Regions from separate parts of the Homo sapiens genome. Here region 2 is linked to region 1. A link is a loop called in an ENCODE intact Hi-C map of the cell type or tissue named here. Cell type or tissue: PC-3. All regions are shown on one strand. Links, peaks and the distances in the headings refer to the core of each region. The heading gives the core; the rest is flanking DNA.

Region 1 (5,816 bases), core at 1,055-5,054:
ATAAAAATGAGGTTCTGGAAAGCCATTCTGGCTCATGGGCTTATGAGAAAAAGGTTTTGGAAAGGAGTTTTGGAGTGCTCCCCTACAGAAATAGCACTGCTTTTTAATTGTTCTGTCGCTAGAGCCTTGGCCCCAAATAACAATGCATGAATCTCAGTATTTGTCTTCAAGGAGCTGTGGTCTGATAGGAGCATATAGTATACCTATATGGATGGGTATAACTGAAGGTGGTGAGGACCTGTTTTTAGATGCCTGAGAAATCCAAAAACAAGACAGGGAAGTTGTTCGTCTGGGAATCATGAAGCATGTAAACCTAATTAGGGGAGGTGGCATCTGATCTCATCCTTGCAGAATACATAATTTTTATACAAACAATGTTGAAGAGGTGATGAGAACAGAAAAGCTGGGTAAAGTGCAGAGCATGTTCAAGGAAGGGTTACAAACATTTCTTGAGGGCCTGCCATGTGCACAGGGCACCAATCTAGTGAAAGCAATCTGATAAGAGCTTGGTACAAAACCAAGTAATATAGCTTGTGCATTACCTTCACTCCTCTTACTCCAGTAATTTTTGAGTAAAATAAATGTTGTCTTTAATTATATTAATTCATACAACTGCGACAACGGCCTGGTGAAATCAGTACCATGCTTGTCCTCATATGAGAGAAGAGGAAACAGACATTTTAAGTTAAGCGACTTGCTTCAGGTCACCCGGCTAGTGCGTTGTGGGGCTGAGACTCACCCCAGCCAGTCTGACTGTGCAGGAGTTGCAGCCATTTGTTCCTCTGTTCACCTCCCCCGATAGTCTGAGTGGCCTGAGAGCAGGCATGTGTTTTCGTCCTCTTGGTACTCCTGTCATCCAGCAAACTGCCCAGCATGTGGTCAGAGTTCAGTATGCCAAGTACAAAAGATCTGCTATGGAGATTCTTAAGTGATCAATGGGTTTTGAGGGACAGCTTGGAGAAGGGTAGGGAGGTTGTTCTGGGGTCAGAGAAGAACGTGAGCAAAGGGCTAGAGTGGCTGAGAGGACTGTGCAGGGAGTGCATGCTCCAGTGTCCCTTGGCCAGGTGTGTGGGCTTCCCATAGGGAGCTGGAGGTGATGCTGGAACAGCGTGCTGTGGAAGCCTTAAGTGCAGCCGAGTGCTGGGTTCTCTGTGAGACTTCTTAGGGTCTGGAAGACTGGGTCAGACCTCAGCCTCCTAGGTGATGTCAGACAGCCAGGCCTTCTCCCAGCTCACTCTTGAGTGTCTCTGTCAGAGACAGAGTCAGAGACTGAATGGCGTATGGGCTGGATTTCAGGGAGCATGTTCTTCTTTAAAAACATTTATGGAACAAGGCCAGGCGTGGTGGCTTATGCCTGTAATCCCAGCACTTTGGGAGGCTGAGGCAGGCAGATCATGAAGTCAAGAGATCGAGACCACCCTGGCTAACATGGTGAAACCCTCCCTGTCTCTACTAAAAATACAAAAATTAGCTGGGCGTGGTGGCATGCACCTGTAGTCCCAGCTACTCTGGAGGCTGAGGCAGGAGAATTGCTTGAACCTGGGAGGCAGGGGTTGCAGTGAGCCGAGATTGCGCCAGTGCACTCCAGCCTGGCAACAGAGCGAGACTTAGTCTCAAAACAAAAACAAAAACATTTATGGAACAACTTAAATGTACCACATTCTGTGGCTATAAAGACAAATAAGGGCTTCCCACAAGTCTTACGTATATGTTGGATTGTTGGTGCTTGTTGCTAGGGGAGGACGAGTGGGTAGTGAATACCAAGGCCCCGTCTAAGGTGGTTGGGTGGTTATAAAGCACTGTGGACTGACGGTGTTTCTCTGACCCTAAGGAGCTGACTGGCAGGGTACCCAAGTCCTGCTCACTGCGTTTTTGTAACTGAGCTAAGAACTGAAGAAATCAACAAATTGCCACCAAATCAGATCCTTAGTAATGCGTGATAAAGCATGACATATGAAAGAGGACACAGAATTTAATCATCTTACCCCATAAATCCAGCCCCCTGCAATCTGTCTCTTGTGTGAATAAGACTTCAATTTACAGAAATGGAAAGTTCCTTTTTTATCTACATATGGTTATACCTCCTTTCCTACCTGGAAGGCATTTCCTTGTATTTCCTTCCTGAGTAGTGATCAGGACTTGGGGTTGGGCACCAAAGCCTTTAGGAAGTGGAGTTGGGTGTGTTGGCCTCTCCTGTTGAGTCAGGACTGAGGCTAGGCCTGAAAGGTAGGTGACAAGGTTGAAGCCCCAAACCACTAAGAATCAACACCCACTTCCTCTTCATCTGCTCTGCCCCAGGCCAGGGAGGCAACCCTGAGACCCAGGAGTAAGCTCAATCCTGCTTTACTTGCCTGGAAAGTCAAGTCACTCATCAGAGGAGGAAGAGTCAGTTTCCCTCAAGGATGGGCTCTTGGTCATGAAGCTGACTGCTGTTGTATTACTCAGATTTCAGATCTTAGAAAATTATAGCAGCATGGGCTTTGAAGGCCAAATACATGATCATCACCTCCTTTTGAGATGAGACTCTCCTGGTATGACATCCAGTACTCAGAGATGCCATATGCCTTCTGGACTTGTGTCCCTATGTGAGAAATATTCAACCATGCTCTATCAAGTCTCTATTTGTCAGGACCTGGATTCCAGCAGCCATTTGTGCCCCCGTCCATCTTTCTGTGAAACTGGGCCAGTGATGCATTGACCTCATTTCTGATGGGCTTCATAGTGGGACTAGTTGTGGTCAGACCTGCATAAGACTGACCAGGAAGAAGCCCAACCTGGGAGTCCAAGGAGCAGAAGCAAGGTTCAGGACCAGGGAAGAGCAGGCAGAGCTACAAGGGCCAGGCTCTGAGCAGTAAGAGATTGGCAAGAGCAGCCCTGCTGATGAGCCTGTCACAGAGGTACCATGATAATCCTGGACCAGTGAGTTATCTTTGTAGCACAAAGAAGGTTGGAGGCACAGATTGCTGTGGACTGAAGTAGGAGGGGAGGGAGATGCTCTCGTAATCTCATGTTGCCTGAGTCAGCTTTGCCTTGCTATTGGCGGATGGGGCTGGTGGCCTGTCATGTGTGCAGATGAGTCAGAGGAAGTGGGCCCTCCCTGGCTGGTGGCTTGCCCCATGCCTTGGGGCATAGCTAAGCAGTTGCATGTCTACTAAACAGTCTTATCTGGAAGCAAATATGGAACCAAACACCTGAGCGTCTGCCAAGGCCTCCACCACCAAGGTCAAGAAGTCCCCCGAGGGGCATGGCTCTGTGAGCTGCCCTTGTAGGTGTCCTGGAGAAGCAGGCACTTCCTTGCAGTTGGTCAAGAAGAGGCAATACTTCTTGCTTGTGTTAGGGATTTTAGAGCAGCGGATTTAGGGCATGGCAAGGTTGGGGCTACTTCCGGGGGAATGAACATTTTTTAAAAATTTTACTTTAAGTTCTGGGATACAGGTGCAGAACATGCAGGTTTGTTACATAGGTATACACGTGCCATGGTGGTTTGCTGCACCCATCAACCCGTCATCTAGGTTTTAAGCCCCGCTTGCATTAGGTAGGGAATGAGCATTTCTTCAGGTCCCTAAGCAGAGCTTGAAAATGATGATATCAACTTTAATCACTAGCAATTATTAAGCTCCTCTTCCACATATATTAAGTTGTTTATGCCTCATAATAACCCTGATGCAGGCATCATTATTTCTGTTTTACAGAGGAAGAAACAAAGATATGAAGAGGTTAAATAACTTGCCAAGGCCAATCAGCTAGCGAGCATCAGAGCTAGGATTCAAGCCCAGGCAGACCAGCTCCAGAGCCTGAGCTAGACTCAATGTCAGTGATGATGTCGTTGACCTTCGGGGACAGATTCTGCTTTTGCCCTGGTGGGTCTGGGTTGAGATGCATTGCATTTGATCTTGCTGGAGAAATTTCCAGTCTTCTCAGCCCTGGGAAAATATGTATATTGGAACCTCAGAGCTACACCCTGAGGGTATGTCTCCTGGTTTGCTGAATTTTTAAAAAGAGGTTTTACTCTATGGCCAGCTTTCTTGCCAGGAGATCAGAGACCGATGACAGCTGGCAGAATCGGCCTCTGTTCCAGCTGTCTCCTACCCTTCCTAAAACTCAGATGCTCTTTGAAGCTGTCTTCCTCCATTGAGGAGCATGTGCTTCTTCAGTGACAGCCGGAGAGTGGGACTGGGCTGGCCCCTGTCCTTCTAAGGCCACCACCTGCAGCACTCCTAGTCACCGTTCCAAGGTCACTGTGGAGGAAACAGAAGTGGCCGAGAGAGGAAAGGTGCTTCTCAAGGAGGCTGAGAGTGGAGGGAGTAAGGCAACTGAGCACGGCAGTTGGGTGGGCCCAGGCCACCAACTGTTTGTCCTGCCTGAGTTAAGAGTCCAGAATTGGGGCTGGGTGTGGTGGCTCACGCCTGTAATCCCAGCACTTTGGGAGGCTGAGGTGGGTGGATCACTAGGTCAGGAGATCGAGACCATCCTGGCTAACACGGTGAAACCCCATCTCTACTAAAAATACAAAAAATTAAACAGGCGTGGTGGCGGGCACCTGTAGTCCCAGCTACTGAGGCTGAGGCAGGAGAATGCCGTGAACCCGGGAGGCAGAGGTTACAGTGAGCCGAGATCACGCCACTGCACTCTGCCTGGGTGACAGAGCGAGACTCTGTCTCAAAAAAAAAAAAGTGTTGAGAATTGGGTATCAAACAGAGCCTGGTGTCTGTCCTGGCTTTGGCTTTTAGCAGCCTGGAATCAAATAGCCACTTACATGAAATTTCTAACACTGTCATGGATGGCAGGCAGGTGCTGGAGTCCTACTGCCTGCATTACCCCTGATGTCACCACCAGTGAGCCGTGAGACCTGAGTGAGATTGGCTATGTAACTTGCAGGGTCCTGTGCAGAATGCGAATGTAGGGTTCCTATAAAATGTATGAAGAATTTTATGATGGTGATAGCAGAGCATTAAGCCAAGCATGGATTCTTCCCAGGTGTGGGGACCTGTATGATGGCACAGGTTGTACTCTAAGCCTCAGTTTCCTCATCTGCAAAGTGGAGAAAATAGTATATTTCCCATAGGCTTGTTGTGAAGTTTAGGAAAGATAATAATGCATATAAAGTATTGGGCCACATGGTAAGGGCTTGATGGACACCAGCATTTATGAGTGCAGGGTCAGAAATTCACAGCTTCTTTTTGGGTCATTGGCAAAAGATCACGGAGAGCAAAGGTACCTGCAACAGTGGTTTAGCTTCAGGAACAGGTCTGGACTTTGGTCTCTGCCCTTGGCTGCTATGGCTTGGGACTCTGACCTCTTTTGCAAAGCACAGATGGCTCTTCTGCAGGAGCAAGAGGCCCCTCATCACATGCACAGGCCACATGGATCCAGAGACACCTACCTCCTAGAAGTGTGTGTGGGATCCTGGGGCAGGCTGACCCTGCCCTGCATTTCCCAAGTCATGGGCCAGGAGGAAGGCAGTAGAGATTGGAGCTGTTTTTGATGCGTTCATTTTTTATTTGCTGAAATATGTTGAAAGTCAGTTACCAATATCACAGGATTTCATCCCTAGAGATTTTAGTTTGCATTTCTGAAAATAAAGACATTTCTTTTTTTTTTTTTTTTTGAGATGGAGTCTCCCTCTGTTGTCCAGGCTGGAGTGCAGTGGCGCCATCTCGGCTCACTGCAAGCTCCACCTCCTGGGTTCACACCATTCTTCTGCCTCAGCCTCCCAAGTAGCTGGGACTACAGGCGCCCGCCACCACGCCCGGCTAATTTTTTGTATTTTTAGTGGAGACGGGGTTTCACTATGTTAGCCAAGATGGTCTCGATCT
Region 2 (5,816 bases), core at 979-4,978, 410 kb after region 1:
TTGAGGGTCATCGTTCTGCCTACCAAAAGGGGCATATTATTATTCCCATTATTATTTCCAAAGAGGAATCTGAGGCTCTGAGGGGTTGAGTAACTTGCCAAAGTCAGAGCCCAGAAGAGGGTGCGCTGGGATCCGGGCCCCTGTTCAGATGTGCCAAAAGCTCTGCAGAGCCTTTTGGAGTCCTTTGCTCCAGGGGTCATTCACGGCCCTTTGGGGCCATGCTTCATGTTATTTTACAGCCTGTTAGGGAGGAGACCGTTGGGGAGAGCCTTATTGAAGCTCAACACCCTCCCACACCCCTCATTTGCATGGAGTGACATTTTTTTTTCTTTTCATGGGAACAGGTGAGTTACTAGACAGACTTGCCTGTTGTCTGTTGTTCTTACGCAACTTACTCTGAGGTTTGGGTGCCCCTTCCTGTGCAGCTGCAGTGACTGAGGGGAACATATTAGGTCTGCATAACCTCCACCTAGTAGCCCTCTTTTTTAGGAATCATGCTTTATTGCTTTCTGGAGTTTACAGAGAAACCCAAATGAGACCAAAGAGTTGTGGTGGTAGGCCACCATTTTCCTAAGGGAAGCGGTGGATGGGGTCAGCACACCACTCTTCCTTTTAATGGTTACCCCACCCAGGGCTCAGCTGAAGTCTCAAGCATCTCTCTGTTCCTCTGCTTCAATGGAGCATCTGGGCCCAAGGCCACCTGCTTGGCTGAAGAGCCCCGCCCCACCTTCAGGCAGGGTCAGGATGATTCTGTGAATCTCTGGACCTTCTGTTGACTGGCCTCTGCATTTGGTAAGAATAATCAAGAATGAAAGCTGTGGCCTGGTTTCAGTTTCCTGACATCAGTAATTTTCAGTGTTTGGGATTTAAACAAACACAAATAGTATGGTTTGGCCAGAGAGTGGAGGCAGACCCTGGTTGGCATCCCCATATGCACAGCCCTGCCTCCTGCCTCCCCTTTCCCTGTACTTCCTGCCCCAGCTCCACTAGGCTGCTAGCTGCATCTTCTTGCTGTCTCTGCCCTGTGCCTGGTCATGAGTAAGTTCCTGCCCTGACTCTGCAGGTTGTAATCCTTCTCCCCATTAAGGCACAGCTCTGACTCCAGCTCCTGTGTGCAGCTTTCCCATTCTCATCCATTGGAATGAATTCCTCTCTGACCTTTGTATTGTGCTGTTAGGATTCGTGCTATAGGAGCACCATACGCAGCCTGCTTTGTACTGACAGGTAGGACTGCAGCTTCCATGATAGCAATGTGGCAGGGACTGTGGCCCCCTTGTTTTTCGCTATGTCCCTAGTACCTGGAACAGTGCCTGACACATAGTTCATACTTGTTGAATGAATGAATGAGTGAGTCTTCTTAGGATCATGATAGTAAGGAACAGTTATTGATTGCTTATTAAAAGTAGGCACTATGCCCAGCATCTCACAGTCATTCTCTGAGTTAATATTCACAATAACTCGATGAGTAAATATTCATAGCCCAAGTTTACAGTTTGGGAAACTGAGGTTCAGGGTCTAAGTAAGTGGCAGGTCCAAGACTCAGGTTAGTCCAATTCTGGAGCCCATCTTTTAAAATGATTAGACCAGTGGTTCTCAAAGTGTGGTTCCTGGATCAGCAGCATCAGCGTTACTGGGGACTTGTTACACATGAGGGTTCTTAGAGCTCAACCGAGACCCAGGGATCAGAAACCGCGAGTTGGAGCCAGCAGTCTGTGTTTTAACAAGCACTCCTGGTGATCTCCAGTTTTGGAGCCACCGTACTGACTTATGCTGGGATGGTTCTCGAATTTTTATTAGAATCCCCCAGAGTGCTTTTAAAACTCTTCATGTTCAGGCCAAGCCTTTAAACCATTAACCTAAGAATCTCTGGGTGGAGGGTGTGACCTAGGCTCAGCTTCTTTTAATGTTTCTCAGTTGTGTCTGAAGTGCAGTCAGGATGAGAACCACTTGTATGCATCTCCTAACTTTCTAAACTTTACTGTGCATGAGAAGCACCAGGAGATCTTGTTAGAATGCAGTTTCTGATTTAGGAAGCCTATGCTAACGTCAGAGATCTACATTTCCACCAGCTCTCAGGTGTAGTGATTCTCCTGCTCTGTGGACCACACTTTAAATAGCCAGGCTTACCAATCCACTTAAAAATGGCCAAAACCACAATTACTTTTGCACCAAACTAATACACTGTGCTGTCCAGTATGGTAGCTCCTAGCCACATTTGCCTATTTAAAAGCTCAGTTCCTCCATCCTACCAGCTGTTTTTCAGGTACTCAAGAGCCCCATGTGGCTCATTGGCTGCGGAGCTGGACAGCACAGATGTGGAACATTCCATCATCATAGACAGTTCTGTGGGACCACGCTGCTCTAGAATGAGTCTGTGACAGCACACACCATGGCTTTTTACTTTTTGTATGCCCAGGACACTCTTGCACATAGTGGAAGCTTAGCAAATGTTTTTTGAAGTGATTTTGAGTGAATGGACCAATGGTAAAAATTCTATATCTAAAAGAAATAAATAACTTTCCTGAAGAAATGCTAGAGAAATCATGAATACACTGTTAAAAGGAACCCTCTACCACCCTACCCAAATTAAATTAAATATACTTAAGGACTCAGTAGGCCAAAAAGCACAAGAGACACTGGACCATGCTCCAGCTCCAGGACACACTACTCTGCTGCTACTGAAATGGCATTTTGGGCTCTGAAAGGAAAGGTCTCTGGTGCCCCCTAGAGGCTGGTCCTGCAATTTGCTGGATTTGTGAGCAATTAAGTAGCAAGGGGAGAGGGGAAGGGGGCCAATTTCATCATGCTCAGATGGGCAGTTCGTGGTTAGCAGTGGTGGAGATAGGCTCACTTTGAACTCCTATAAGCTATTTGACATCTGATAACTTGACTCAACCGCTATGACCAAAAGCACCCCTCCCCCAAGGGAGTTGCTTCTCAGTGACAGTGCCCGAAGCCTGGAAGGAAGGGCCCCTGAGTGCCCCCAGAGGTCACCCACTCCATGTTCCAGGCAGCTGACTTTCAACTTGGACATCTAGATTCCCTGAAGCCCAGAGCCTTCTAAGTAAACTGCTGTCTGTAGTCTGTGGGTTTCTTTAGAATAAGAATAGTGAAATAAAGAAAAGAAAAAGTATGATTTCCCTTTTTGGGCCAGGTGTCCTTAGGAGAGTGGGGGTTGGGGGGTTTGAGAGAAAGAGAAATCCAAAAGAAAAGTGCTTCCATAACTAGAATAAAGTTAGATGTGTTCATATTACACATATTACATATATGTGTATATATATGTATGTATGTGTATGTACATACAGTATATAATTGTCTCAAGTGCTCTTCCAAACAGTACTATGAAATAGGTGTCATTTGGGGGCCCATATTACAGATGGGGAAACTGAGGCTTCAGAAGGTTAAATAAATTGCTGAGAGTCACCTAGTGAGTAAATGGTAGAGCTCAGCTTTGATCTCAGGCAATCTACCTCCAAAGTCCATGTTACTTGATATGATACTATGCTGTCTCTCAAGCTACAAGTTAACACATTTTTAATAACTTACCAGCCTCCAAACTACTTTTTTCCCCCATGTTCACCAGTCCCCTCTTCTGAGCTTCTTGACCCATTCTATACAAGTAGCCAAATAAATAAAAACAATCCATGTTTTTACCATTAGTCCATGTTGAAATAGTATCATGCTAGATGTTATGGGCTGCTATGGTCTGAATGTTTGTATCTGCCCCAAATGTATGTGTTGAAATGAAATCCCAATGCCGTCGTGTTGGAGATGGGGCCTCTGGGAGATGATTAGATCATGAGGGTGGAGCCCTCAGGAATGGTATTGGTGCCCTTATGAAAGAAGCCCTTGGGAGGCTGTTTGTCCCTCCCACCATGCAGGGAAACAAGAAAGTGCCATCTATGGAGCAGAGAAAAAACCCTCCCCAGATGCTGAATCTGTTGTCGCCTTGATCTGGGACATTCCGGCCTTTAGAACTGTGAGCAATCAATTGCTGTTGTTTATAAATTACCCAGTCTAAGGTATTTTGTTAGCGCATATAGACTGACATGGGGCTCTACTCTTGGCTTGAGCTTTTTTTTTTTTGTTTTTTTTTGAGAAAGAATTCAATGGCAACATACACCTTATGAATAGCATTGCAACTGAATTGCTCTAGTGTGACAAGAAAAATGAACTCATTATTAAGTTCTGTCCCTATGATTGGGCTCTGAAGAAGGCAGCCCAGCCAAGTGGAATACTAAAAATTTGGATGTATTTCAGGGAGCTCATTGCTGTTCCGGTCGCTGCTATAGCTAAAACTGCTTCTAGAGAAATTACTCCTCTCCAAGAGATTTCCAATTGTGTTCCCTTGATATTGCTTTGTCAGGGACACGCTTTAAATAAGATGCCCTCCGTAAGTAGAGATTCTAAATCCTCATTGATTTGCATGGCTCTGTTATATGCCAAATTGGAAATACCATCCTAAAATGAATGTCTTCAAGGAACGAATTCAGCAGTAGGTTTGCATGGATGCCAAAACCTCTCCAGATGGCTGTACTTCATCTGGGGTATTATTGGAACAGCCTCCTCAGCAACCTAAATCTCTAGGACTGGACGTATATTTACCTTCACATCATCTTCAAAAAATAGATGCCTTGATTCTTTTCCATGAGACCAGGGCCATAATGGATTGACCTGGCTAGCAGATCAGATAGGGAGAAAATGAACACCTGAAACCAGCTCAGGGATTCGACTGCATTATTCAGCTGAACACCTACTGTGTGCAAATCCCTAGGTGCTAGGAGTGACCCAAAGATGGGGAAAACATAGATCTTGCCTCTATAAGATGTTAATAACTTAATTGGAGTGTCCTCTAGAAAGAACAGTAAGTTTATAGGAATTTAGAGGAGGAACAGATGGAGGAAAGTTGGCCATCCCAGCCCAAAGAAGATTTCAGGTATCTAAAATATAAACATGTTTCTCCTAGAGCAGGACTACTCGAGGTGCGGTCTGCAAGCCAGCACATGGCCTGGGAGCTTAATAGAAATAAAAATGTTGGAGTTCAACCCTAAACCTGGAGAATCTCTGAAAGGTAGGGCTGAGGAATCTGTTTTAACAAATTCTCCTGGTGATTCTTCTATGGGCTAAATGATCTTGGCAGTATGTTAGAATCACCCAGGAACTCTGACACGTCCTCCTGGCCAGACTGTATTTCTAACCAAGCATATGAGAATTGGGGATGAACTCAGTCACCAGAATGTTTTCAAGTTCTCTGAATAATTTCACTTGTGCAGCCACTGTTGAGAGGCCTGGCACAGTGGTGGTTCTTAAACCAGAGGAACATACCTGAATACCTGAGAAACTTCAACACACACACACACACACACACACACACACACACACACACACGCACACACACACACGCACACGTACTTTCCGAAATCTATTCTGTGAGGCTCTTTGGGTCGTGGTAAGGACAATTGCTTTGGAACAAGCACACTATGTATTCTAGATAGACCAGTGGTTCTCAAACTTTGAGTGCACCAGAGTCACCTAGAGGTCTGGTTAAATTACAGATTTGGGGTGTTCCATCCCCAGAGTTTCAGATTCAGTACACCTGGGATGGGGCCTGAGGATCTGCATGGCTAACACATTCCCAAGTGATGCTGCTGCTGCTGATCTGGGGGCCACACTTTGAGATCTGCTGGTCCAGCCCACGGTGAGGCTGAACTTGAATTCTAGTTGTAGCTGCTATGCAAGTTTCCAGGATTCTGGTATTAGAGTAAACCTTGCTATTTTGTGCTCCTAAATATCAGTATTCTTATTAATGTAATCCT

Evidence for each region. A loop is a pair of places that touch in the nucleus more often than their neighbours do. Peaks named below come from ENCODE experiments on the same cell type or tissue, not always from the same donor. Only the 100,000 strongest peaks of a DNase experiment are listed, where the experiment ranks them.
Region 2: a loop joins it to region 1, with 4 times the contacts of the local background. A loop is called at or near these places in 2 of 110 quality-filtered maps.

What each region holds. Positions count from the first base shown.
Region 1 is chr10:77,580,173-77,585,988 of GRCh38, reverse strand. The region is part of intron 1 of KCNMA1 (potassium calcium-activated channel subfamily M alpha 1); the gene reads left to right. Among named protein-coding and RNA genes, the nearest start is that of KCNMA1, 55 kb to the left of the region's middle. In PC-3, for the core only: no CTCF peak of the experiment used is centred there; DNase peaks (open chromatin) are centred at 2,248 and 3,078; H3K4me3 peaks cover 559 bases; H3K27ac peaks cover 2,874 bases.
Region 2 is chr10:77,170,973-77,176,788 of GRCh38, reverse strand. The region is part of intron 5 of KCNMA1 (potassium calcium-activated channel subfamily M alpha 1); the gene reads left to right. Among named protein-coding and RNA genes, the nearest start is that of KCNMA1-AS2, 33 kb to the right of the region's middle. In PC-3, for the core only: a CTCF peak has its summit at 2,744 (motif pointing left); a DNase peak (open chromatin) is centred at 2,718.